Linked DNA regions of Mus musculus: all the other regions are linked to region 4. Evidence: chromatin loops called from intact Hi-C (ENCODE). Cell type or tissue: left cerebral cortex. All regions are shown on one strand.

The links. Peaks named below come from ENCODE experiments on the same cell type or tissue, not always from the same donor. Only the 100,000 strongest peaks of a DNase experiment are listed, where the experiment ranks them.
Region 1: a loop joins it to region 4, with 5 times the contacts of the local background. A loop is called at or near these places in 8 of 42 quality-filtered maps.
Region 2: a loop joins it to region 4, with 5 times the contacts of the local background. A loop is called at or near these places in 3 of 42 quality-filtered maps.
Region 3: a loop joins it to region 4, with 5 times the contacts of the local background. A loop is called at or near these places in 3 of 42 quality-filtered maps.
Region 5: it touches region 4 in a loop (11-fold over the local background); 37 of 42 quality-filtered maps call a loop at or near these places.
Region 6: it touches region 4 in a loop (2.7-fold over the local background); 2 of 42 quality-filtered maps call a loop at or near these places.
Region 7: it touches region 4 in a loop (4-fold over the local background); 6 of 42 quality-filtered maps call a loop at or near these places.

The regions. Positions count from the first base shown.
Region 1 is chr9:37,673,022-37,677,021 of GRCm38, forward strand. No RefSeq gene overlaps it. Among named protein-coding and RNA genes, the nearest start is that of Panx3, 5.8 kb to the left of the region's middle. In left cerebral cortex, no CTCF peak of the experiment used is centred here; DNase peaks (open chromatin) are centred at 2,457 and 2,893; H3K27ac peaks cover 1,968 bases.
Region 2 is chr9:37,634,203-37,638,202 of GRCm38, forward strand. All of the region lies in intron 7 of Siae (sialic acid acetylesterase), which reads left to right. Among named protein-coding and RNA genes, the nearest start is that of Tbrg1, 21 kb to the right of the region's middle. In left cerebral cortex, a CTCF peak has its summit at 2,326 (motif pointing left); DNase peaks (open chromatin) are centred at 2,046, 2,293 and 2,935; H3K27ac peaks cover 286 bases.
Region 3 is chr9:37,619,291-37,623,290 of GRCm38, forward strand. Siae (sialic acid acetylesterase) reads left to right here. Exons shown (of 10, transcript NM_011734.4): 3 at 3,609-3,784. Among named protein-coding and RNA genes, the nearest start is that of Siae, 7.5 kb to the left of the region's middle. In left cerebral cortex, no CTCF peak of the experiment used is centred here; a DNase peak (open chromatin) is centred at 2,227; H3K27ac peaks cover 1,504 bases.
Region 4 is chr9:37,930,746-37,934,745 of GRCm38, forward strand. No RefSeq gene overlaps it. Among named protein-coding and RNA genes, the nearest start is that of Olfr878, 14 kb to the left of the region's middle. In left cerebral cortex, a CTCF peak has its summit at 1,973 (motif pointing left); DNase peaks (open chromatin) are centred at 818, 1,961, 2,837 and 3,633; H3K27ac peaks cover 3,570 bases.
Region 5 is chr9:37,688,452-37,692,451 of GRCm38, forward strand. No RefSeq gene overlaps it. Among named protein-coding and RNA genes, the nearest start is that of Panx3, 21 kb to the left of the region's middle. In left cerebral cortex, a CTCF peak has its summit at 1,703 (motif pointing right); a DNase peak (open chromatin) is centred at 1,699.
Region 6 is chr9:37,860,132-37,864,131 of GRCm38, forward strand. No RefSeq gene overlaps it. Among named protein-coding and RNA genes, the nearest start is that of Olfr877, 7.3 kb to the left of the region's middle. In left cerebral cortex, no CTCF peak of the experiment used is centred here; DNase peaks (open chromatin) are centred at 1,844 and 3,460; H3K27ac peaks cover 1,380 bases.
Region 7 is chr9:37,460,507-37,464,506 of GRCm38, forward strand. No RefSeq gene overlaps it. Among named protein-coding and RNA genes, the nearest start is that of Msantd2, 27 kb to the right of the region's middle. In left cerebral cortex, a CTCF peak has its summit at 2,377 (motif pointing right); DNase peaks (open chromatin) are centred at 304, 1,242 and 2,523; H3K4me3 peaks cover 532 bases; H3K27ac peaks cover 601 bases.

The sequences.
Region 1 (4,000 bases), 260 kb before region 4:
GTGGGTGCTGGGAATCAAAGTCTGGTCCTCTGTAAAATCAGTATGTGCTATTAACCACTGAGTCTTTTTTTTTCCCCCCAGAGCTGAGGATCGAACCCAGGGCCTTGTGCTTGCTAGGCAAGCGCTCTACCACTGAGCTAAATCCCCAACCCAACCACTGAGTCTTTTTTCCAGCCCCACTTTTTAATTTTTAGCGGAGATATCTTATATATTTCTTGTTGGATTTACTGCTGTGTGTTTGTTATTCTTGATGCCTTTGCTAACTGAGTTTAAAGAAAAATCTGTTACCTAATTTTTGCTAATATATGTAATACATTGATTTTTTCTATATAATGCTTACATTCAGCAGCTTTATGTTCATTTATTGATTATATAATGCATTGATAGAATAATTTTCTATCAACCCAACCATATTTTCTTGGTTACTATTTCTATTGCTATAAAAACACGGAATGACCATGGCAACCCTTATAAAGAAAAGCATTTGGGACTGGCATACAGGTTCAGAGGCTTAGTCTATTGTCATCATGGTGTGAAGCATGGCAGCTTGCAGGCAGACATGGTACTGGAGAAGGAACATCCAGAGAGTTCTACATCTGGATTAGCAGGCAGCAGGATGAGAAAGTGACACCGGGCCTGGCTTGATCTTTTGAAACCTCAAAGCCTACTCTCAGTGACATACTTCCTCTAGCAAGGCCACACCTATTCTTACAAGGCCACACCTCCTAATAGTGCCACTCCCTATGGGGGTCTTTTTCATTCAAGCCATCACACATTATATATGAAGTAAAATATCATACTTTCCCCCTTTGTAGTCTTTATACCTTTTATTTGCATATTTGCATTAATTTGATTGCTCCAGGCCTCTAGTACATCACTGAATATAAGTACATTCATATCTGATTTCTTTGTTCTATGGGGAAAGATTTCAATGTTCAATATTTGTGTAGGATGCTTATTGTAGACATTGTAGATTGTTTTCTTTCTTTCTTTCTTTCTTTCTTTTTTTTTTTTTTTTTTTTTTTTGCGTGTGGTGGTTCACCTTTTTCCCAGTAAAGAACTTTATTGCTAGTTTGCTAAGTATGTTTATAAAGAATAGATGTTGATTTCTCAAAAGTACTTTTCTTGTACACATTGAAATATTCATAGGATTTTTCTTTATATCTGTTATTATCATAGAATACATTGGTTGATATTTGAATGTTAAAATATAAAATATAAAAATGTTAAATATTGTGAAATAAAAGTCACTTGCCTCTAGCATTCTACCATCTTGATTTTTATTACTTTCAGTTTAATAAAATTTTTTAAGTACTTTTAAAAAATTATGCTTAAGCAACTTGTAATGTTGTTGGCAGCTTATGCTGGTCACACTATTAGCAATTTAAAAAAACAAAAACAAAACTATTTTCAGTAAGAGTATACAGTACCAGTACCATCTTTTCCCCAGTAAGTATTTGGAAAAATTTACAGGTGAAAATATGAAGTCTTGGAGTTTTCTTTGTGTGGAAGTTATATTGGTGGGTATAATTTTTTTAGTGAACATGTGACGGTGTAGAATGTGTAGTTTTCCTTGTGTGGCTTATATGTTATAGTTTCCTACTGCTGCATACACGGTTCACAAAACCTTAGGGCCTAAAACAACAACAGAAGCTGTTTATAAAGCTTCTGTCGATAAGAGGCTGGAGAGCAGTTTTGTTGAGTTGCTCTGGCCTCTGGCTAGTTTACCTTCAGTCTCAAATGTTCTTGGTGGTTATTATTTACCTGGAATCAGTCTCTTCAGAGGGTGATGTGGCAGCTGGCTTTCCTGGAGCAGATGATCTAAGAGAAGAGGCAGACAGAACTCTGCAGTGAACAAGAATAATCACATGACCTTAACTCTTTGCCTGTCTATGTATTTTCTGTAATTTAACTTGCAATATATCCTGAACATTGTGTATAAAAACATCTCAAAATTCCAGTTACTCCAGCAAGTCTGTCACCAAAGGTGGGTCTTATTTCTTCTGTTAGGCACACAGGGGAGATGCTAATCACTTCCTAAACAGGACCTGGCATGGTCGGCCTTGTGGTGAAGAGGCAGTAAGATTCATTTTGCATTAGTGTCCCACACTCTGAAATATGTCTTCAGGCTTTTGACTGAAAGTCTTTCAACTTTGAAAGACTGGGACCTTCCTTTACTCACTTGAGAGTGTTTTCATTTAGCTCCTGAGCCTCTAGTTATAGGTGGCTTCAACATATGGCCCATGTTTTTAAGGATGTTGAGTTTTCAGGAGTGAGCTCAGAGCTCACCCTTCCTTCAAGACCACCTTCGCTTTGCAAGCCCCACAGGCTGGAGGGATTTCACTTTGCATAGGATTCTGTGTGGATAACAGTTGATATATTCCCAGCACCCAGCAAATGTCCTGTGGGGAAAAGTGGCCATGTGTTTGAGACTCCTTCAGCTTCCATCTGTCGTTCCACCCCTGTAACAATTTAAGGCTTTGATGGCTCATTTTCTCCCAGACAGAGGCTTTCTACTTGAACCAAAGCCAATGGTGAACTGCTGCCCAGAAGCCGACGCTTCACCCAGAGTAAAAATTCCTGGTGATACATATACTTCCCCATATGGTCTTACAAAATAATTTGTTAGGATACTAAATTTCTATAATTTCTATGTCTCATAAGGTTACTGGCTTATAGTAATATTTCATTATTTTAATTTACATCACATTTATTTATTTATATGTTCATTAACTATTTCTGTGAAATAAATTACTTAATAGCTTTAAACAGTGAATGCATCATTTTCACTCTCTGTAGGGCAGGAGTGTGGGAGCGGCTTACTTAAGAGTGTGCACAGGTTACATTCAAGAGATTTTCATTGCTCGCCTGAGGGCTGAACTGGGCTTGAGATGCCTTAAGGCACCTGCGTCACATCCCAGATGCCTTACTCACGTGCTTTTGGCAGAAGGCCTTTGCGGCTGACAAAATACCTCAGTTCCTTACATGTGGCCCTTTCCACAGGACTGATTATTTTATGAACTGGTTCCTGACATTTTCTGTAGTGAGCAATCATAGAAGCATAGATGTATCAGACTCAGAAAAAAACCCAATGCTGTTGCTGAGGACTCTGTATTTGCTCTCATGAATGCAGATGAAGGTGCTGGAAAGATAGTTACAGGACATAAGGACTACTGATTTAGTGACTACTGTGTTAAACCAATCCCCAAAGAACATATTGATATCATATAGGCTAATGTGTAAGAGAATGCATTAATGATGACTAACTAAAAATAGGATAGTTTGAGTCTGAGGTGCAAAGTCTACTGTTGACTCAATAATCTCCTTCACACATGCCATAACTCAGGCTGGAGAAATGGCTCAGTGGTTAAGAACAGTGGCTACCCTTTCAGAGGATCCAAGTTCAATTCCTAGCACCCACATGGTAGTTCACAATTGCCTGTTAACTCCACTCTCAGGTAAACCAATGTTCTCTTCTGAACTCCAAGGGTACCAGGCACACTGGTGGTACACATATATACATGCAGACAAAACATAAAAATAAATTAAAAAGAAAACAAATACTACAATTAATTGGAAAGCTGACCAGATAGTATGTGATGACATTGGTTATCAGTCAGCATGTAATCTTTGGTCCAGCAGACACAGGGAAGAAGTGTGCAATGTGACATGCTATCCTCAGTACAAAATTGTGTTCTTCTCTAACACAGTTTATCATATTTTAGACACAGTACCAGAGCAGACATCTTGAGTGATCAATACATGATAATAAGGCTTGATCCTTGAAATACACACATACATATACACATGCACGCACACATGCACGCATACACAGGCATACACCCATGCCAATGAGAGAGAGAGAGAGAGAGAGAGAGAGAGAGAGAGAGAGATAGATAGATAGATAGATAGATAGATAGATAAGAGAGAGAGAGAATAGTATGCACACAGACAGGCTGCACATTGAACTATTGATAGAACTTGGCTACTTTAATTTCTG
Region 2 (4,000 bases), 300 kb before region 4:
GAAATGTGGATGCATTGTAACATACTTAAATGAGTTCTTAATGGATGGGTACTAAGTGGTTTTCGTTATTTTGCTTTTACAAACCGTGGCATGTTATTTTCCTGACAGCAGATTTCTTGTAGTCTAATTATTGCCGTAAGATAAATTCCCAGAAATGGAATTGCTGGGTCAAAAGATAAAACCTTCTCAAAGGCTTTGTCAAATCCCCATTTTTTTTTGTTAAAATTATGAATTTGCATAACTGTGCCTTTAGCAACTGTGTGTAAGAATGGGGACGGTCCCATGTTGAACAGGGTTGTGCATTTCCTTGGCTGACTCAGGCTGGCTCTGCTGCATTGTTAGACCTACTAACTAACTGATTGACCAAACTACCATGTTATCTCCATACCCTCCAGAATTGACCATATTTATATGTCCTTTGTTTGAAACAATTTTTCTTTCTTACACTTTCCTAGGTCTTTGCTTGGATCTAAGGGAACTACTTGTGATTATTCAGTATGGGTTAGGTGCCCTTTCCTCAGATAATCTTGTAATATCTTATGCTTTCGTTTTGTTTACATGTGAGTCATATAGGTGGCTATGTTTTTTTGGGGTCAGGTTTGTATTCCTAGTATGTAGTTGGTTAGCATCAATGATGGCTTACAACACAATATGAAAGAACACTGTCAGGAGAGGAAGCCCTGCATCTGGTTACAGGCTAGTCAGAAGGATTGTATGTTCATCCTTAGACAAAAGGAATAAATACATGGGCCAAGTTCAAAATTAAATTCATGAAATATCTAATGCTTAGACTTTCTAGCTGAGTGGTAGTTCTTGTCTTTTATGGAATAGGAAATTACACAATTAAGGTGTTAGGAAAAAAACGCCCAACCTTCAGTAGAATGGCCACTGTCATGGCTTAGGTATTACCCTGTGACCATTGCAGATACTTTCTATTCACTACCCTCTGTCTCTTGTACCTCATATATATATATATATATATAATTTTTTAACCATACTCCTCCTTAAGAAGGCTTCTGTGTATATGTGTTTGTGTGATGTATGCTTATGTGTAATTTTGTGTGTGTGGTATGTGCTTGTATGGTGTGTGTGTGTGTATATGTGTATTTATGTGGTCTGTGTCTGTATGCTGTGTGTTTGCGTGGTGTGCATTTGTGTATATACCACAGTGTGCATGTAGAAGTCAGAGGACAGGCACCCAGTCCTCATCTTCCTCCTTGTTTAAGACAGGGTTTCATTGCTTACCACTGCAAACACCAGGCAAGCGGGTCTACATGTTTCTGGGGGACTTTCTTGTGTGGGCTTCCCATTTTGTTACAGAAATGCTGGGATTACTGATGTGTGCCACCTATCCTGGCTTTATGTAGGTTGGGTGGATCTGAACTTGTCTTAATGCTTTTGTGGGAAATGTGTACTGACCCATCTCCCCGGCCACTGTGCCCTGTTTCCCAGAAAGGGTTTTTGTTGACTTTCTTCCACCTAGCATGGCTTAATGACTTACTTTCTTTTTTTACATGTACTTGTTGTTTGAAGGTGACTATGTAGTTCGTATGAAAAATATGCACTTGGATGCATATAACCATGGCATCTGGTCTTTTAAATTTGACAGTTTGCAGAAGCCTCTTACCCTTTAGCCTTAACTTTATCACCAACAAAAATATGCTAGTTACTTTTTATATTACCATATGTATTTATATAAGTATGTGGATTCAAAGGGAAACACCCAATATGACAACTCAAGATAGTGTGGTACAAGGTCTGGGACTGGAGTTACACATCTGGGATTCCTACTCTTTGAGCTGTGTAATTGTGAACAAACATCTTTCTTATTTTAAGTATTGCATGACTTAATCTATGTGAAAACATGCTGGGTGCTAGCATTTATTATTGTTGTAAGAAGTCAGGACATTTGCAGGGAGAGCTGTCTTGTTAGGAAAGATGACAGATGGTGTTTGAAGTAATGCAGCGGTGAGATCACAGTTAGAAATTCAGGACTGGAGCCCATGGAAGAGACCATGGCTGGTGGGGCACTCAAGAGTTACTGATAGACAGGTGGCTGGAAGCATGAGGGAAGGAAGATCTGGAGGCCGGGTTTAAAAGGGATCTTGGAGGAACAGATTGAAAACTTCACTAGTATTTGTAACATCTTTTGAATGTGACCAGTTTTGTGGGTTTTTTTTGTTTGGCAGTTACATATCTTCATTAGTCTTCGTATTTGTAAGAAGCACCATGGGAGGTTGAACCAAGCTTCTTCGCAGTACTTCAGATTAGGAAAAAAACACAAGCATTTCATTTGGGTGTGGAGTATGCTGGTGCCCCCACGTGGCCAGGGTGCAGCAGTGCCGTCTGGACAATTAAGGGAATTCTCAGTCAACTGCCATTTTGAGGAAAGGACTTTTTGACTTTGAGGGTCGATTGTAGTGGGTCTTTGTGTTGAACTTTAGGCTGTTTCTAGTGACTTTGTTGGTTCGTTCCTATTATGTCACTTGCTGGTGACTCGGGTTCCACTTGCAGTCCTTGCATTGAAAGAAGATGGATTACTCATTAGATCTCTCTCTCTCTCTCTCTCTCTCTCTCTCTCTCTCTCTGTGTGTGTGTGTGTGTGTGTTGGTGCAGGTGCATGCACTTATATGTAGAAGACCATAGGACAACTTTGGGTATGGTTGGTCATGTGCTATCCATCATTTTTTGAGATCAAGTCACTCATTAGCCTGGAATGTGGTCTCTGTTTCCACAGTGCTGGGATGTGATTTCTGGTGATCAGACTTTCCATGCAAGCCCTGTATTGGCTGAGCTGTCTCCTCAGCCTTATTCTTTTAGTTTTTATGAGATTCTGGTGTGAAGCACAGTTTGTCATTTCCTATGTTAAGACAGATTTGCATGCTGAATCTTAACAAGAGAACTGGAATGTTCCTTTAATTCTGTGCCATAGTCAAGGCTGTGGCTTGTCACTGTTTCAGCTTTCTGTTTTCCTAATGTCACACTCGTCACTCACGAAGCAGAAAACATCTTTAAAGTTTCTTCTGGCCATGTGATGATATGAGGCTTTTTTTTTCTTCTGGGCAGCAGGATGAGTAAGACTGGATAGAACAGTCTGTGTAGCTTCCCTGATGGGGTCAGACGTTTTGAAAGAGTGTCAAACGACAATTTGGATGCTGGCCAGACTGTGGTCTGATTTACTGTTAGATCGTGTTTGTAAGAGAGACAGAAAGTAGGTGGATGTCTTCCATTGGCTGGAACTAGGACTGGGAAGAAGGTGCTGTCTAAATCAAAGAACAGTGTGCTCGTAGGAACCAAAAAACTAAGAAAGTAAGAAATAGCAGGAAATACTGTGTCACAGTAGTTGTAAGGTTTTTTTTTTCTTCTTTTTTCATTTGATCTTTTATTATGGTATACTAGTTATATATAATGATAGGTTTCATCAGGATATTTTCTTCATGTACATAAGCAATTTGGTCACATTCACCCCATTACTCTCTCTTGTCCCCTCTCCCTCTTGCTAATCCTGCTTCTCTTTCCAGGTAGCTCCTCTTCATGTCATGTGTGTGTATGAGTGTGTATGTGTGTGAGTGTATACTTGTGTGTCTGTCCATGTCCCAATGCGGTATCATGGGTGCAGGTTTGCTTATCGGAGCTTGGGTACCTTACCAGTAGCTACATCACTGGAGGAAATGTCTCTCCTTATCAACTGTTAACTACATATAAATCCTCAGTGGAGGAGCAGGGGTGGGGGTAGGAGTCCATGAGCCCCTCCCACTTTCATGATATTGTTGACAAGCCCAGTCTTTTACAGCTTTTATGCAGGTAATCACAGACATAATGAGTTGTGAGTTCCAGTATAACTCACATATAATGTAAGGGTATATGTATCCTTAGATACACACATAGAGTGTATCATCTTAGAATTCTTCCTAACCTGCTTCAGTATCCACATGGCTTGCTCTCTCTTGTTTATTTTGTTCATTGGCTATATCTCTCCTCTGGAATGTGATCTTGTAAA
Region 3 (4,000 bases), 310 kb before region 4:
AGATTCTGTTTGTTCCAGAGGAGCAAGAATAATATAAGACTATAACTTTAGAACCCACCCTAAGGTGTATCTGCCACAACATGCTATGACTTTTATCATTTTCATAAGCAGTTTTACTCATATAAAGCATTTACTTTTTACTTCATTCTTGTTTGGTGGTGGTATATTTGAACTGTAAGCTATAAAATAAATGTAGGTGGTAAGGGATGAGCACTAAGGCATCCTTCACCTTCAAGCCACATTTGAAAGCCACAGGATCATGTTTTAGCTGATGAAAAGTCAGGGTTCTGTGTGGAGAGGTGAAGAAAGCTGTTTCTTGTGAGCCCTAGGTTTTCTTTTTAGGAAGATAAAGGCCATGGGTACCCCCTCCCCTTCTTGATATTCATCACAATAACCTGAAAAAGATAACATTTGATTTGATTAATAAGAAGAAAAGCAAGAAAGTGCTTTATGACTAATCATGTCTCTGAACAAATTATTTTTATTTCGTTCTTGTGGTTGTGGTTTACATCTTGAGTTAACTGGGGAAGCCAGAGAGAAAAGAGAGACAGACAGCTCTTTCTTTGTGTATGCCTTTTGCTGTACTATATAAATCAGTTGTCAGAGGCAAACAACCAGACATGCTCTTAACATGTGAAAACATGAAGCATGGCCTTCTTATCAGGGTAGGCCAGGGTTGGAGTTCATTGTTGTCATTTACTCGATGAAATGCTTGGCAAAATGTTTGTAGGCTAAGTAGTGGTAAAACGACGGCAGGAGATTGATCTTCCTAGATGGTAGAAGAAAAAATGTAAGAACACAGAGGTTTGAATACAGTGAAATGAAAACTTAGAGAAACCTGGGCCTGGACTGGCCAAAGAGGTAACAGGGAACAAACGACTACTGTTCATAAGGCAGGACCAGAGCAGCTGTGGCTCAGAAGGCCAAGAACCAGCAGCAAGCCCATTGGATGCTGCTGAAATCAGTGACGGTGAGCTTTATGGTTGGGGACTTAGAATTACTATTTGAGCTCATCCTAGTAGTCTTGATGGGCTAACATTCTAAAAGCTCTTAAGTGCCCCATGGCATGCTCATCACCATGCACCCTGTTCTGAACTGACTATCCAAACAAAGACTAACGCTCCTCATGGAACATGGTGGCTTCTGACTTTCCAATCCCACCCTTGCCCTTGGTCTAAGACATCATAGGGCTTGTATGAGTTATCTCTTGAGCTCCTGTGCCCATCAGTGAATTCTCTACAGTGCAAGTTTCTCCTGCTTTACAGCATTGTGTCAGGGCATATTTTTCTTTTTCTTAAATGGGAGTGGAAAAATGCTAGGAACCAAAAGACCTTAGGCTAGCTAGCCAAGAAGGAAGCTTTTTGAGAAGTTGAAGGCAAATTTTTCTGGTACAAAAGATGTTGGAATCAAGACTCATTTTCCAGGTTCAGCTTTCCTGAGGTTCTAGGTCCTACCAGGAGCTCATTCATTTTTCTGGCTGTAGTGAAATGGTGCCACTGCTTTGCCAATTTTCTTTCCTGTCTTTTTGTTGCTGGACATTGTCTTAGTTAGGGTTTTATTTGAAGAGATCACATGACCATGGCAACTCTATAAAGGAAAACATTTACTTGGGGCTGGCATACAAGTTCAGAGGTTTAATCCATTGTCGTCATGGCCGGCTGCATGGTAGCACATGGGCAGACATGATGCTGGAGAAGGAGCCCAGAGGTCTACATCTAGGTTGGTAGGCAGAAGGAAGAGAGAGACTTGAGCCTTGTTGAACACTGAGACCCCAAAAGTCCAACCCCAATGACACAATTCCTCCAAAGCTCCACCTACTCCAACAAGGCCACACCTCCTAATTCCTCTCCGTAAGCATTCAAATATATGCGCCTTTGGGGGCCAATCTTATTCAAACCACCATAGATGTGCACACTTGTTGGAAGTGCTAGGGAGAGTTTTTGTCACTAGCCATGTGTATTGAAAAAGCTAAGGGAAAATACCCAATTAATAGCTCTGAATGCACTAGATGAACACAGGAGGCTGAGAACTAGTCCTGTGTTAGGTTCTCTGGCAGTTGACCCCATCAGCACACATCAGCAGTGCTTCTGGCAGAAGGACGGAGCCTCAGTAAGGTGTGTCAGTGCAGGAAGCCTGGAAAGACCTTGGCAAGCCTGTATTAGGACAGATTGGAACGTCTGCCTGTTCATAAGTGTGAGCCATACGGAGCACATCACACCTGTGCCACACAATCTGTCCTAGCTGCCCACTGTTTCCAAAACAGTGATTTTTCTGGTTTAGGTTGAATTTTGCATTTTATATGCTGATGCCTGGCTTATTGGTCAGAGAAATGCAATCGTGAGCGCATGGTCCTGGGTTTAGCCGACCTTCTGGAGGCAGAGCTCCAGGCTCAGCTAGTACCGCTCTTCAGAGGACCAAACGTTTAGATATTTCCTCCACCACTCCAGGCAACCTTTAAGGCTTCAGTTTTCACTAATTTGCAAGGGCTCATCTGGACATTTCCTGCTTCTGCTTAGTTGTTGCTGGCTGGGAGGAACCTTGGACAGTGTCCAGCATGGAGTATGCACTCAGATGGTATTTCTATAATTATTTCTTCTCATAGGTTAGGGCAATAACATTACAATGCTCCATCTCCTGGTCTCCTCATTCTTTCCCTTTGGATTTACATTGATCTGATGGCAATAGATAAGCCAGATTATGTTTGACATTTTTGTGTTAAACTGTTTTTCTCTGCCTTTTCTAGGCTCCTGTTTCACTGCTCCAGTATTTTCACGTTTTCTGGTTCTTTTTTTTGTCTTAAGTCTCTGTGTATGAGGTTGACAGCAGTGATCCAGTGGCTGAGAAGAAGGGCAATGGGAGGTGTGGTTTCTAGGAAGCAAGCTATGAATGTCTAAAATAGGGTCTTTCATGGCTTCTCATTTCTTAGTGGTGTCGCAGAACCTCAAGTCTTGTATGTCACTCTGAAATATTCGATTGAGCCAGCTAAAATGTCCTTTTCACTGAGATCAATTTATATGCTAACTGCTACTTGTTGATGTGTCTCCGTGCACCTGTGCACTGATGGCAGAACCCAGTGCCACTGACTGTGTTGATACTTGTTAGCGATAGATGGCAAGGGTGACCCTTAGTAAAAGAAAGATTCAGATTAGAAATGATTTTCTGAACCTGTGCTTACATGCGATTGGATAATTGCAAGTTAGTTCAGGGTGCTGTGTAAATCAGAAAGATTAGATTACGGTAATATTGACAGTTGGATGGTGTAATGAGAATTTCTGTTTTCTGTTTTTTTTTTTTCCTTGTCAACTAACTATCCTTGAAATTTAATCTATGTGTATTTTTGTCTCTCCTAATTTAGGATTATAACTGGGTAACTAATTTTTCTTGTAAATGCCTTAGTTAAAAATAAGAAGGGATTGGTACAGATTAGGGATAAAAAGGCTGCTGTTCTCAACAGCTCTACCCCCTTGCCTGGAATTTGGCCAATCCTTATAGAGTTGCATACACTTTGTCACAGAGCCTGAGCTTAGCCACAAATGAGGTGCAGTTGGTGTTTAACTCTACTTTAGGTGGTTGGTTGATTAACCCCTTGAAGTCTGTTTTTGTTTCAGAACCCTCCAACACCTGGATGGTGGTACTGGACCCTATGAAGCCTGGGGGACCTTTTGAAGTGATGGCGCAACAGACTTTGGGGACAATGAATTTCACCCTGAGAGTCCATGATGTCTTATTTGGAGATGTCTGGCTTTGCAGTGGGCAGAGTAACATGCAGATGACTGTTTCACAGGTAATGGAGCATCTCAGCTAAGTCAGTGTTGGTGATAATGAAGGAGAAGGAAAAAGGAGTAACAAGGAAGGAAGGCTGCTTCTGTTCACTAAGAACTTATCATGTGTAGGATCCAATCTGAGCACTTTAAATAATTTGATTTCACAATCTAAAGAAGCTATTGTTTGGCACTAATTGTGCTTATATACTAGGTTTTCTCCCTAAAAAGGTTAAAGG
Region 4 (4,000 bases):
GTAGATCTCAGTAGAAAATTCATAAACTCTTCTGCACAGGAAGAGCAAATTTATGATTTATTCTCATTAGATTTATTTCATAAAAGAGTGTTGATAGGAATAGCTTAAAGATTTCATTTCTTCCCTTTTTATTTAATATGTTAGAACTAGAAATCTCTATTTTTTCCCATTTGTTTTTAGTTCTAATAATCTATGATCATCAAAATACTCTATCCTTGCATACAATTTACCAAATTTTATTTTGTCATGCTATATTACTAATATAAGTAAGCTATATTTTGTGGAATGTTAACATTGTAACTGAGTTGTTTGTGTTTAGTCAGAGCTTCTTTTGTCTTTAGAATCTTCTGAGATTTGGACACATATTCTTGGCTCCTTACCTGACAGAATCAAACTACTAATATATTAGTACACTTTGCTAATACAAATGGGGAGAAAACCTTATTCCTGAAATCTGGGAAGTAGATTGCATAACTTTCTATGTGACTCCTCCACATCATTGGCTTCTTACAAGGCAGAAGTGACATGTTCAGTCTAGCTAGTGTTCATTGTTTTCTAGAATGGAACAAAGAGAGGCAGATTTAAGGAATCTGCAGTTCCCCAAACTGGGTGAACCAACCTTAAGGCCATCATTATGTGACTCCAGCTGATAGGCTTGCATCACCAACATACAGTGAATTCTCGGAAGGAAGGAAGTAGATTTGTGGGAGAACTGGTAAAGGAATGGCAACAGAGAAAAGACTGGCATGGAAATGATCCTGATTCCCATATGGTAATCTGGAGCAATGACTGCCAGTGAGCGTGAAAGAACTGCCACATAAATGATGTCCTGAATCTATTAGTGGAAGGTACCCGCCTTTGTTTTGATATCAAAGAGGACATGTGTACATATCCTTAAGAGATCTGTCCTTGTTGGTGGGCAAACAAAGCTGTCTACAAAGAAGTGTTAAGTCATTGTTTGCTTTTAGCAACAGCACCGAAAAGGCTGAGAAATGGGATGATGTTAAATTTTACACAGACACTGTATGTAGCTGAATATGTGCTTTGTGTCATAAAACTTTGTATATTGAAATAAAATAAGTACAAATATTTCCTAATGTAGTGGAGTTAAATAGGATTTGGGGGTAAGAATACACAAATAACAGAATCCATTTTATTTACACAATTTAAAGAGCCTTAAGCATGTATAAAATTTAAATTCTCATTAAATGATCTTAACATGGGTATGAAAACATATTTTACTGGAAATATTTAGGCTACCAATTGTTCTGGTAAGCATTTAAAACCAGAGAACACAGAAATTAAAACCATCTTTTATGTAATTGTGGATTAATCAAATCATTCATTCCGCATTTATCATGTTTCTAGTGTGTTATGTGACTAGGTGCTAGGATTCGGCAGGAATCAATATATCAAAAAGTACTTAAGAGTACTTAAAAGAGTGAACATTCAGTTAACAGTTATGCTGCACTCATTTTTTGGTACCTTGTTTGTATTATGATTGTCATGTCTTTTCTATTTTGTCTCTTTTTTTTTCTTTTTTGTTTTGTTTTTCCGAGACAGGGTTTCTCTGGATAGCCCTGGCTGTCCTGGAACTCACTTTGTGGACCAGGCTGGACTCGAACTCAGAAATCCGCCTGCCTCTACCTCCCAAGTGCTGGGATTAAAGGTGTGTGCCACCAGCCCCGCTTGTCTTTTTTCACTAGGCAATTTAGACAGTGCCCATTAAGGATTTGCAAATTAAATGCATTCAAACCTTTTAATTTAAATGTTGATCTAAAGAACACTTTCAAAAGTTTATGTTTTTTTAATAAGGCATTGAAATTTTATATAAGGAGTTATATAAAATCCATGGTTATACATTTCAGAGCTTGAAAAAGATTCAGAATATGAATTAGCAGCGAAATCCTCCTCCCTCCCGCTTCCTTTTCGCCTTGATCGATGTTATTGAGTCACTAGCACCACCTGGTGGCTACTTAAGTGAACCTCCTGGCGTAGTGGTTTAGTGTTTGCTGAATCTTCTCAGTTATGTCTTTATACTTTGTAGGGCTAGGCATTGTGTCCTTGTGTGTGTGTGCATGTGTGCACATGTGTGTGCATGCGCGCGCGCGCGTCTGTGTATGTACAAAACCACTTTAAATACTTTACCTGCTGTAATTAAAATGTGCACAATGTTCTTTAAAGCAAATATATCTGCTTTAAAACTATACAATGGGCTGATCTACTAACTGTACAAGGATCTACTAACATGCCAACTGGAAGATTTTGTCTTTGTAAAGTGAATTAGTTTCTGGACATCAAGAAGGGTCATGCATTCTTTATACAAATTCTCCATACTTCATATGTTTTAAGAACTCAAATGAACTTATTTATGACATTTTGAAGGCATATGGATTTTACAGTTGATTGAGTTGCCACTTGATATAGTTTGAGGAGCTTGTCTTTGTTGGGTCTGTGATGTCCTTTATCTGGGGAGAATTAGATCACCTTTCCTTCAGGTAACTGTGCCAAGACATAGCTATACAGAAATGGAATGTTTATTCACCAGAGCTGTCTTGCATCTTTCACCATGGACTTGAGTGATACTAGTCCTGAGATTTTAAAATGACAAATGATTCATTAAGTTGCATAACATCCAAAGAACTCTCACTAATTAATACAAAAATTCAACTCCTGAGAAATCACTTACAAATTTCTGAGACCCTCTAGAGATGTCTGGTAGTCCTGCCTTCTGGGCCTCTCATTTCCTCCTCTCCACACAGATTGGCTGCTTTCCAGATGCTGGCCACCTTTATCTCTTTGTTTCTTTATTACTTTTCTGTATAAGAAGCATCTAAATGAGCCCTAGAGGCATTCTGGGTCCTTCACTTGGTTCTGCTGAACAGAACTGAATCATTTAGGCACCTTCCCACATCTCCTGGAGTGATCATTCCAAATAATAAATGTGGATGCAAAACTGATCATTTTGCCATGAATTCAGGAAGACTACCAGTTCATCAGGCACCATGAACCATCTTTGGTCTTCCTAGATGTTGCTGTATAAGTATTGAGTTTACTGTCTTTGGTAAATATCACCTTTAATGAACATTTACTATGAAACTTGTAAACAAATATATAAACGATAATGAGAATCCAATAAATCACAGACTAAAAACATTCCTACATTTTGTTAAGATATACACATAATGTAATAATATAAATGGTATTAAGCTTATGTATTGGGCAAATATATTTTGGATGCTATTAATGTACCCAGCCAAACCTTACCGTACTGTGAGTTCTGTGGATAGGAGACTCTGCTTTGTTTGTTTCACATGCCAAGTTTACCACCTGCTGCTACTATGAATAACTGAATGAATAGATTATTAGTAGCATCTCTATTTGCTTAGGTAATTTAGGAAAGTCATTGTTAGAGCAGCAAATGTGGTGTGTGCTATTTTCATAAATATAAACAAGAATCTCTATGGAAAACTCAGCAAGGCTTTCTCATGCTGTTTCCTATGGTGAGGACTCAGTCTCTATACTCTTCCCCAGTTACACAGATTTAAGCTTTAAAGGTTGTGCTCAGCTGCTTCATCCATATTCATTTCTGAGCCCAGAATAACCAAGATGGTGTCAAAAGATGAAACTGCAATAAATTTAGTTTGAATATCTTACTTAGCTTTTATTCACAGTTCTGGAATCCAGCAGTTCTCAGAACTAGAGCAGGCTCAAAGAACTCTGGGGCTACCATGATTACACATATATGGACTGGAAACAGAAAGGATGGTCTGACTGGTTCAAGCTAAGGGCTTTGCCTATTCATCTGTCTGCTTATGATGAGCTGTAGCCCAGCAACTATGATGACTGAGGACTTATTTATATGTTCTGTGCTGGGGCATAAGTTCATTAAGAAGAAATGCTGTATGGATGCATTTTCAAGGCCTGAATCTAATTGAAATTTATCAATGGGCAATATGAATTGAGTGTGTACATTAATAGGCAGCAACCTGTGTGCCTA
Region 5 (4,000 bases), 240 kb before region 4:
AGCTTTTAACTGTCCCAAACTTGAGTTCATTTGCTGATTGGGTTTTGAATTTCTTTAAGGAGAGAATATTTAATTTGATTAAAATGTCAGTTTCTAGCTGGTTTGTTGACACTGATTATTCTTGCTCAGGAATCCTGCTTGGTCCTTACTTTGTTGTCTGGGGCTGACTTTGAACTGAGAGAAATCCCCTTGCCTTAGTTCCCCCCCACCTCCAATTTGTGCACCACTATATGATGTTTTTGTTATTTTTATCATAAATATATTATTAAAATAAATTCCTAATATAACAGGGAAGTGATGTGTCCAAGTTATCACATTCTAACTATCATTACACTTGAAGGAATGGATTTTACCACTCTTGCAGCCTGATCAAATAATGGATGGATTTTGCTTAATTTTACTTTTTTATTAGCCTATATCATGTGACATTTTCACACATGTGCTTTATGTCCTTTGGTCATGTTCAACCTCTATTCCTCCCTTTTCACTCCTTCCTCCTGTTGGACTTCTTCCTCTTCTAAAATAACTCTCCTTCCTTACCTCTAAACTAGATTCTGCTTGTGGGGGGAACTATGTGATACTTGATTTTCTGAATCTGACTTATTTTGCTCAGTATGATGATTTTCATTCAGGTCTGTCCATTTTCCTGCAAGCAACACCATTTTTGTACTTCTTTTAAAAATTATTTATTTTATGTGTATAAGTGTTTTGCTTGCATGTATGTATGTGAACCACATGCATGCCTGGTGCCCAGAGAGTCAGGAGAATGTGTTGAAAAACCTGGAACTGGAATTATAGATAGTTGTGAGCTATCATGTGGGTGCCGGGAATCAAACCCAGGTCCTCGGAATGAGTGGCCAATGCTCTGACCATTGAGCCATCTCTCCAGCCTCATGATTTTGTACTTTTTGATGGCTTATTAATAGTTTATTGTATACATAAAATAATGGAAGGGAATTTAGAGAAGCTGCCACTGGGTGTCTGAAAAATGAAATTGAGAGTTCACAGTTGTGTGTGTTGTATGACTCAGGATCTTTTGTATGCAGAGATCTTTTGCTCTGAATGATGCCCAGAATCTTCTCCCTTTTGAGATCAACTCTAGCTTGATTTCTCTGTGTCCTGAAACGAAAGTGCATGGTACCTTCAGCAATAGAGTCTTATTTAATTATGTGGCAATAAGAAATATGCTGACTTCTTGGGAGCCTCTGGGACCTATCTGGCCAACAACTCATATGGCACTGGGATTTTTATTAAAAACCTATAACTTTCCAGTACCCACAATAGGCTACCTTTATTCCAAGATCTCTCTCTCTCTCTCTGTATGTGTGTGTATATATATATATATATATATATATATATATATATATATATATATATATATATATATATATATCAATCACACACATTTAGATTATAAAGTAGGTTTCTATGTGGCTTTTGCACATGTCCTTTGCTTTTGTCAACCTTCTCTTGTCTACTTCAAGGGATGATGCTAACTTTTAAATAATTCATCCCATATCTTGCTTATTTGTATTCATATCTCATATTACAGCATGACTTCTTGAATATAATCTTATATTTAAACTCTGGCTTTCCTATGCATTTTAGAAATTGCTATTTTTAGGTTTTTCCTGGACTGAAGAGAGCTGAGTGAATTTCATTCTTGTCTTTGAACTTTAGGTATGTTACCACCAGGTGGCAGTATGAGAAGGGGTCATCCTTCTGGGACAGCAGGCGGTGTTCCATCCTGTCCTGACTTAATCCCTTGTTTTTAATGCACAGAGTGTTCATAAACTTATACATAAACACACATTTATTTTATGAAGTAAATCCTAGCAAGCACCAAAGAAAATTACATTTTAGAGGGAAAGCTCAAAAAGCAACCAGAGAAAAATTAAAAAGACAATATTATTCCATCTTTATTTCTCATTCTGTTACAATTGCTGAGTATGAGAGGATTCATTGAATGGGAAAGCATGGCTCACTTGTGTCTCCTTGAAAGCAATGGAGCATGCGTTCCAGTGCGAGTCTCTGCGGAGAAAGATTATCACCATGGTTATGGTACAAGTCCTTCCTCCCAGCTGGAACAGGCACAGCACTGCTCTTTAGAAGCAATGGCGAGGTAAATACTTATTCTCTTCCAGACAATATCTTCAGGATGGCAGCTGTTTAATGAAACAAACATCTCAGTGGGTGTGAATAGTTCTATGGAGTTTAGCTGAATGTGGTGCTTGTAACAATGGTTTTACCTGGAGGAGAAAGTTGAAGGCCTTCCCAACACTGTTTTATAGAGGGCATAACATCAATCCAGTGCCCCAGTTGGCACTGGGAAGGGGAGCTAGGTGGCATTTTCTCCCATTGGCTTCTGTGTGGAAATTAAAGTGAGCACGGACTACAGTGGCTGCTTCCTGTGTGAACCAGAAGGCCACACCCTCTTACTTTATGCAAGAATTTTGGAAGAGACAGAAATCTCTGGATTTTGACATAGGCCCTTGCATATTTCACTATAAAAGCAACTTCAGCTCTTAGTTCTCTGGTTGCTCTCAAAATGAGACCCACGTTACATATACACCCAAACTGCCTGCGACATCCCAGGGACAGATCAGTAGGGATGTCTGAGTTAAAAGGGAAATCATCTTTTTAAAATGTGTTAAGTTTCCTAATTAATTCCTGGGGTATTTATAGGAACTATGTATTTCAGGTGTAGCATAGTTCTGAATTCCATTTACTGAACAAGCATCTAATATGAGCCAAGACGAAAACAGGTTGCAGGCAAATGATTGCCCCACTGTGAATCAGCCCTAAGTGGTGGAGTCCTGCACAGTGAGAGCCTGCTCCTTCTGTGCCTTTGGAAGGTAACTAACTTGAGAACACCTTCTTTTTGATCTCCCATGGAACTTGGAATTGCTAGTCCAGAGGGAACTATGACTCCAGTTACTGGGGCTGAGTACAACCAGGGCAAATGTTTGCTTTCTGTCACTGGAACAAATATCTGTGTGGAATATTTATGAAGAGAAATATTTATCCTGGCCACAGTGAGAATTTTCAGGCCATGGCTTTCAGCATTGCTATTTTGGGTCTGTGGTGAGGGAAGGGTGGAGCAAAGGTGCTCATCTCACAGCCTGGGGGGGAAACAGAAAAGAAAGAGTCCAGGATCTTCCAATTCCCCAATGACTACACGGCCTATAAGGCCCAACCTCTTTTTTTTTTTTTTAATTTTTATTAGGTATTTTCCTCGTTTACATTTCCAATGCTATCCCAAAAGTCCCTCATACCCACCCCCCCACTCCCCTACCCACCCACTCCCCCTTTTTGGCTCTGGCGTTCCCCTGTACTGGGGCATATAAAGTTTGCAAGTCCCTCTTAAAGCTTTTGAATTTCGTGAAGGCACCTTCCTGTTGACCTAGCATGCCATACATGGGCCTTTAGAGGATGTTTATCATTTCACTTGTAGATGTGTACCAATTCACTTGTTACATCACCCACCTTTTTCTGAATGTAATGGAATTTTCTGTGGCTCCCTAGAAATTATGCTATTTTCTCTGCCTGGAAAGCTCTTATTTTCTTCTGGATGTTTAGGACTCTGCTTACTGCTTAGGAATCATAGTACAAACGCCACTTTAACTTACGATGGAGCTATATCACAATAAACATGTAAATTGAAAACGTCATTAGATAAAAATGTTTGGTATATTAACCTACTAAACACAAACTTAGCTCAGCCCACCTTAAACTTGTTCAGAATACTTAACGTTATCCCACAGCTGGGAAATGTTGTCTACTGTTTGGCTAATATTTGAGAATGTTTCCTGGAGGTTCATGTGATGGAGGTTTGCCCCTCTGCTCGGTCTGGTAGTTTTGAGATGGTGGTGGAGTATTTAAATTGAAAATTAATCTTGTTATAGGCATCACTCTTAGAAGGGATTAGCAATGGTCTTGTGGAATAGTTAGTTCTTGTGAATGAATTGTCCCTGAATCTCTCTGACTTCATGTCTTGCTA
Region 6 (4,000 bases), 71 kb before region 4:
TTCACCTCTCTCACTATTTATCTGTTAAAGTGTCACAAAAGAGCATTTAGTTATATGTGAGATAGCATTACCTGTCACACCAGGTTCCACATATGTTAAAGGAATTTGCAAGTAGAAACCAGTGAAAGAACATGGGTTTATTTGTAGTTCAGCCAAACAGGGGTAGCTGAGGAGGCAGCAAGTTGTCTCTCCCCCACATCTGTGGTTACTTTACAATTTATAGAGAACCTGAGACAAAGGTTAAAACATATGTAAAGTTATGTATAAAATAAGTTAAACAGTGCTTTTTATGTGAGACCACTCAACTTGCACTTGGTCTGTCTGAGTTCTTTGATAGGTGTAGATAGAGTGGAGGCCAGCTTCAAACTCTGATTTCTCCATACCCATAATGTAAGTGTAAAATAGAGGTAGTCTCGTAGTTAGAGGAAGTGCACAGGGATATTTCTTTAGATTATTTCTTCTCCTATCTACTCATTTATAGAATCTAAACATTTAATTTCATAAATAGATTTAGAGCGAGGAAAGAGACATGTGGAAATGATGTAATTATAATTTCAAAAATAAAAACAGTTAATAAAAATCAACCCCAGAGGAAATGAAAGCCTCAGACTTTTACAGCTAGAGCAAGCAGAGTCAGCACACATCTTAGTCTAGAAACATGAAAATAAATGTTAAACCACACCAAAACTTCACACTATAGATCTAGTTATCTCAGTTTCCATAACCTAGTATACCACATCTGCTTTCAACAAAAAGCAGTAAGTCATGCTGGAAGCCTAAAGTCTAATGACATGAAATTGTTATGCCCAGCTCTCCGGATTCCCAGAACTCTAAGAATTGATAACCTAATGCAAAGTAACAAAAGAGCCTTTTATTTGAGTCAGACTCAGATCGAAAACCTAGGGGCTTGGCGTTTTTATACACACACACAAAACATAAGCAGGGATTCTCAGACTTCAGGGTTGCGACAGGGGGAGGTGACAAGGGAAGTCATCCTTCAAAAAAGATATCATTTGTTCAGGTAGTGGAATCACACAACTGGGAGGGGGGACCCTTCTGACCTGGGAAGTAACTTTATGGTACTATCAGGAACTAGTGTGATTTTACAAACTGGCCAGAGATGTCTGGGGACGCTTAATTGCTTTCTTATCATGGCCCAAAAGTTGGGCGCTTATATCTTCAAGGATGTTTGGTCTTCACTTCTCCCAAGGACAGGAGTCATCTGCACTGGGAAGTGCTAGCCATCTATCAGGGAAGGTACCAGCAGGGGAGCTGAGGGATGTTGCCTTTTGTCTAGTCTGTCACTCCCTCCAGGGGATTGGAGGGGTCTTTAGGGAGTGACACAATTTCTGCCAGGCAGAAACCCTCTCTGAAAGGCCAGGAAGGGGAGGGGGGCTCTGTGTGAGCGGTGAAAAAGCACAGAGGCAGGCTTTCTGCATCTCTTCAAAATGAGCAACAGAATCATACTCAGTGAGCATGTTGAAATAATTGATTAAAACTGTAGTTAATATACTGAGGGCATCGATGGAAGTACCAGAGAATAGTGTTAACAGAAAGATGGGAACTAAAAGATGAAATCTAAAGGAAATACTGAAAACCCATAGTAGCAGAAGTGAAAACTACCCTTGATAATCTCTTCAGTTTACTGGACATAAAATTCACTGGTTTTGAAGACATTTCATGGAAATACCCCAAGATGAAATGTAAAGAGAAAATGGAATGAAAAGAAGGGAGACAGAATGCACACAAATTGCAGCATGCAATGCAAATTCCATAGGACAAGAGAAAAAAAAGAACAGAACAAAATGGAAATAGCACTTGTTCTGACAGTTCTTGGGATTAGTCATAGACTGCATCTATGGATCCAAAGTCCTCCATAAGCACAAAACAAAGGAACCACAGGAAGAAGAAGGCGCCATGCTGGAAAAGGAGAAGGTCCAGTCCTGAGAAGTGTAGGACAGAGAGACAAAGTGATTACCAACATTTAAGACCAGGAAGGCTGCAGGTCTGGATCCAGAGCATCCAGGATGGAATATAGATTTGAGTAAGTAATAATTCAAGAATATTGGAGGGGAGTGTATGCTAGCAACATGGAGGACTGAAATGGCCCAGCCATTGAGCAGTTTAAGGCATATTGAAACAGAAGGCTGCATGTGTCTTTCATTTGAAAATCCAGAACATTTGGGCAGGCAGCAAGGAATGCATGAAGCCCCTGGCAGGAAGTATAGAGCAGATTAATTTACTACCACTACAGAAATTGTTAAAGAAATTAGAGGAAGCATATCTATCTTGTCTATAAGGTCTTTTCCATAAAAAATATGGATAAGGATTTCCTAGACTTCTGTTAAAAATACTATAGGAACAAACAAAAGATTGGTTGGGATATAGCCCATTTGGAAGATTCACATGCTTGAAGGCCTAGGGTTGATCCTAGGCATCTTGTAAATCAGGCATAATGATGAATAACCTTTAAAATGCACCTGCGGCTATGGATGAATACCTAAGAAGTGAGATTGTTGGGTGATATAAAAATTCTATTTTTAGATTTTAAAAGAACCTCCATAACTATTTTCCATAATAACATGTGCTAGTCAGGGTTCTCTAGAGAAACAGAACTGTACACACACACACACACACACACACACACACACTCACACACACTCACACACACACACACCACATATCACACACACACCACATATCACACACACACACCCACACACCCCACATATCACACACACACATACCACATATCACACACACATACACACACACACTCACACCCCCCCCCCCACATATCACACACACACATACCACATATCACACACACACACACCACATATCACACACACATACACACACACATACCACATATCACACACACACACACACACACACACACACACACACACACACACACACACACCACATATCACACACACACACCCCACATATCACACACACACACACACACACACACACACACACACACCACATATCACACACACACACAAACACACACAGAGAGATTGGTGATTATATCATTGCTAGTGGCAAGGGTGATGGAAAGTGTATAAATATTGGATGAAGGGATATGGACAGAACACTGATGGTATGTGGCGCAGCTCTCAGCTAACAGGAATGTTTTCATGTCACTGCTTTGCTATTAGTGACAAACACAAACAAAGAGAACCAAAAAAAGCTCATCACATCTGAATTGCTCATTTGTTTCTCCAGCCTTTCCTCTTTTTTTTTGGTGTGTTTATTATATTTTTAGGTTCTGTCTGTTGAAGGATATTTTTTCCTTTTTTTCTGGTTGTGAGTCAGTTACTCACCCTTAGAACAGAAGGTGACAGCTTATTTGTTCTCAGTGGTATCTTGGCTTCTTCTGCCGTTGCTCTTTTCAGATGCTTAGAGTTGCAACCAGGAACTCTGACCCACTTGCCTTGGTTCTGTTCTATTTTTGACAAGAGTTTGCTGTCAACAAACTCCAGCATCCTGGAGGACTGGGTTTCTTCTCCCTTTTCCTGGCCTTCATGTCTGTTATGTATGAGGTATCTGGGTGATCTCTGTCTTATCCAGTCACTCCCACCCTTCTCTTGTGTCTGTAAAGTGTCTGGAAGGATGTCTCTGGCTATGCCTGTATCAGTTAGTCAGTCTGTTCTCCAATCTGTCCTCTGACTTACCTTGTTAGGTTTCCTGAAGCCTGGCTGATAGGAGATGAAGTAGCTGACCTTTTGCTTCTGTTTCAGTGAGCAATCAAGGATGAGAAGTACCCTTCTGATCTGTTCTTTGGTTAGTGCTGAAGGCTGAATCCATCCACCTGGAGCCTTATCCAATCCAAGTAGCCCCTTGTACCCTGTTCCTTCTTGTCCATATCAACATACATGCAATAGTAATGACTTTTTAAAAGTAATCCTTCACCATCCCTTTGATTTTCCATCACCAAAGCATGATAAATCACAAATCTTGCCCTCTTATGATTTCCGAGTAAGAGTGC
Region 7 (4,000 bases), 470 kb before region 4:
GGGCCAAAGTAATGAGCCGCTAGGCAACTGGCCCCACGCCATTGTGTGCGCGCCGGGGCGAGGCCGGGTCTCCGCGGCGCGGTGGAGGGTGACCACGCGCGCCGCAGCGCCCCTCGCTTCACACCTGCTCCCCGCCCCCGGCCGGCAAGCACGGGCGTGGCCTCCCCCTCCCCGGGGGAGGGGCCTCAGCTGGGGCAGCACTTGGTAAAGAGGCCGTAGAGAGGACACCCGCGGCCGGAGGAGGCGTCGTAAATTTGGAGCAGATGCGTCCTGACAGTCAGTCACCCAGCTCGGGGCGGCGGGGGAGGGCTCCGCTCCGCGCCCACGCCCCTCTTCTAGTCAGCAGCTGAGTCCCGCGGACTCCACACCTAGGTAACCACGGACTTAGGACATATGGAGCCTGTCTCCCACTCCCCCGCATCTGTCCTGTGCTTTTTTGTGTGTCCTTACAGCTGCAAGAAGTCATGAAGGGAAAAGGGAGATGCCTGAATTCAGCTACGACTTTCTTCCTGAAGAGTGGTTTCTTCAGATGAGACTGTGACAGTCTGCCACCCTGGTCCTGAGCTGTCGCTTTTTGACAGTAGCTGAAGAGAACAGGAAAAATAGAAGAAGCGCGTTTCGATGTGTAATGCCCATTTTAAGCTAGAAACTCAAGTAGGGAGGCAGAAACAAACAAACAAACAAAAAGGATATGGTGGGATGGGCAAGGAAGACAGAGTAAAAATGCTAAGGAATAATACTTGCTATAGTATATTGCCATGATACTGTAGCATTGCAACCATGATACTGTATCATTGCAACCATCCAACAGAGCAAGGAGGGTTGGTTGCCCCTGGGACTTGATGGGGCCAATTCTGTCTCCAGACAGAATTGGGGCACTTTCCAGTCTTCCACACTATAGGGAAGTGAGGTGAGTCTTCCATGAGTCTTGAAGGGATGAAGAAAAGGATACTGGGATAGAAACAGTCCCAGTTACTTATTCTGGACACTGTGGAGGTCTCTCTCTAAAGCAATATGAAATGAAGTCTGAGTCTCTGGCTCTGTATAAAGATCACAGTACCATAACCTGTCTCACCAAGGCTAATTTGGAAATTATGTTCACAGCAACAGTGCCAAGTGGAGTTGGCAAAAGCCCTCTGTGATGACCCTGTGTTTTTCCATTTGGAGATGTTTTGTTCCCTCTACCACTCAGGGGAAGTAACTAGGTTGTCTGATGGGTTCGTTGGCTTCCTTCCCTCTCACTCCCAGCCTCCTCCAGGTCTGCGACTTTCTGCCTGTGCTGGTCAAAATACAGTGTGCATCCCAATCACTTGGACATCTGAACACCCACAGTTTCTGATTCTTTTCATCTGGGAAGGGGCCAGGAGATTTGAATTTCTAAGAGCTGCCGGGTGACTAGTATGGTAATGGTGTTGTAATAGCATCCTTAGTGAGAGCTTAGTCTAGCTGGAAAGGAACAATCTAGGCTTCTGAAATTGGTGGAAGCAGAAGCACTCAGTCCTGGAAAAGCTGAGGTACCTTCACTCTCAAGGAGAGATCCACAAGCGAATGCCTGGAAGATCCGCAGGGTGTGCGCGTGCATGCGCGTGCGTCTGTCTGTCTGTATTTGGAAATTTGGAGGAGTCTCTTAATAGATTCATAATTTACTCTTGCCCTTAGCCTTTCAAAGCAGGCCTGAGAGACAGGAGGATCTCTGTAAGTTTGAGGTCAGCCTGGTCCAGGACAGCAGGATAGCCTGTCTCAAAGCACAAACAAACAAAAAAACTTATCAGCAAACAAAAACAAACCCCCACAGCCTTTCAAAGGGACAAAGGGAGCAAGAGCTGCCTGATTTATTTTTCTAACTTGTCCGTCAGTCACCGGAGCAGTACAGATGTGATCTAAACATTTTTGCCTGTAAATGAACATAGGTTTTAGTACATAAGAGCAATTCAGTGTATGTGTATGACTGTCCCCCCTCTGCTGCTTCTGGCTGTTTTGAAACACTCTTAAGGTGAGATGAGTTTCAGCTATCTGCTGACAATTATTCCCTAAAGTGTCAAATTATTATCGGTAAAGGGCCATTGGTTTATCACAAGTAATGCTGGAATTAACAAAAAGTAAATAAAAATTACATTAAAAAATTATTTGAAGGGCTGGAGAGATGGCTCAGAGGTTAAGAGCACTGACTGCTCTCCCAGAGGTCCTGAGCTCAATTCCCAGCAACCACATGGTGGCTCACAACCATCTGTAATGGGATCTGATGCCCTCTTCTGGTGTGTCTGAAGGGCAGCGACAGTGTACTCATAATATATATATATAATAAAGAAATAAAATCTTTAAAATTAAAAATTATTTGAAAGAAGCGTTAGATGAGAAAGCAAGTGGCTTTTTATTTCTTACCACCAGGTGGCAGGCCTTGACTCATTAATGAGAATCCTCCCCCAGAGCTAAAGGCTGGGAGATGATTCTCAAATCGGAGCCAGGGCAAAGGGGACTGTTTCTGTACTTAGATGGGGATTGCGGGAGAGAGAGTGGGTAGTTGAAAATGCCTTTGTATCTGCTGCCAAGAAACCTAAGGCATCCTGTGATTCCTCATCTGTGAAAGCGGGGCGGCGAAGCTTAGATGTGCTACATTTTCCTTCTGGAAAGGGACATACTCTCTGGTAAAGGCTTCTCAACTAAGAACAATGCAAAAAAAAAAAAATCTAGTTTTAAACTAGACGTTTCTGAAGTCATAAAAATGTGGCATCTCTGCACAACTTAGCAAGCACACAGCTTGGCTTCTCTTGCTTCCAGTCCATGTCTGCTGGTCACCCTCTTATGTCTTGCATGGTCTGGGGTGGGTTTTAGAGAAGGATAGCTGGGGCTGGAGAGATGGTGATTAAGAGCATTGGTTGTTCTTCTGGAGGACCCAGACTTCTATTCCCAGCATCCACATGGCAGCTAACACCTGTCTGTATCTCTTGTCTCAGGGGACTGGACACCTTCACATAGACATACATGTAGGCAAAATGCCAATACACATAAAATAAACATTACTATAAAATAAAAGGATAGTTGAACATACCCAAGGCAAAGGTGGGTGCAGGCATCTCAAGGTACACACACACACACACAGACACACACACACACACCATGTATGTGTGTGTTTAAAACTTTTTATTGATTCTTTGTGAATTTTACATTATCTTACTTATCTTCCAGTCTCTTTGTATCTACTCTCTGCCCTTACAACCTCCTCCCAGAAAGAATAAAATGTTTCTCATCCTGGAAGCTACAGTGTGTCACACAGTATACTCTTTTGTCCATACTTCTTTACTTGCAAATGTTCATTTCAATGAGTCATTGGTCTGGTTCAAGGCTTCTGGCTTCTGCTACACTATCGATAGTGAATCCTCACCTTGATTCCTCTCATATATCCTGTTGCTGCTCCATGTCATAGAGATCCTACAGCTTTGGATATGCAGGATTGGTCCCTTCACACACTCCAGCAGTTTATAGATGGTGTAGATGTTGGTGTGGGCCAATTCAAAGCCCTGGATCTGATTGGGCCTGGGTGGTAACTGAGTTGGTTAGCCCACCATCCCTTCTACAACCATGCTACCAGTGCCAGGTCTCTAGCACTGCTCCAGCTAACTCACCCAGCAAGAAGTGCGGCAAGCTCTCTCTGTTGCTGGAGGCAGTGAGGAGAGAGGGGTTTGGAAGGGCATCTTTCTCTTACTCATACCACTACCTGGCAGACAGGGCTGGAGTCAGCTCACCACCCTATCCACCTACCCTTGTACACACACACACACACACACACACACACACACACACACACACACCAGGGCCAGTTCTATTTGTGCTGTCCAGGTGTGGTGCAAGGCCTGCTCTCCCAAGAGCTGCAGTGAGAGGGACAGGGCCAGCTAACTACCAAGGTCTAACTATCAAAGTATTGAAGTCCAGCAATCAAAATTCCCCTTTGGGTCACCTTATTAACATGCCCAGTGAAAATTAAACACCTCATCCTGATACA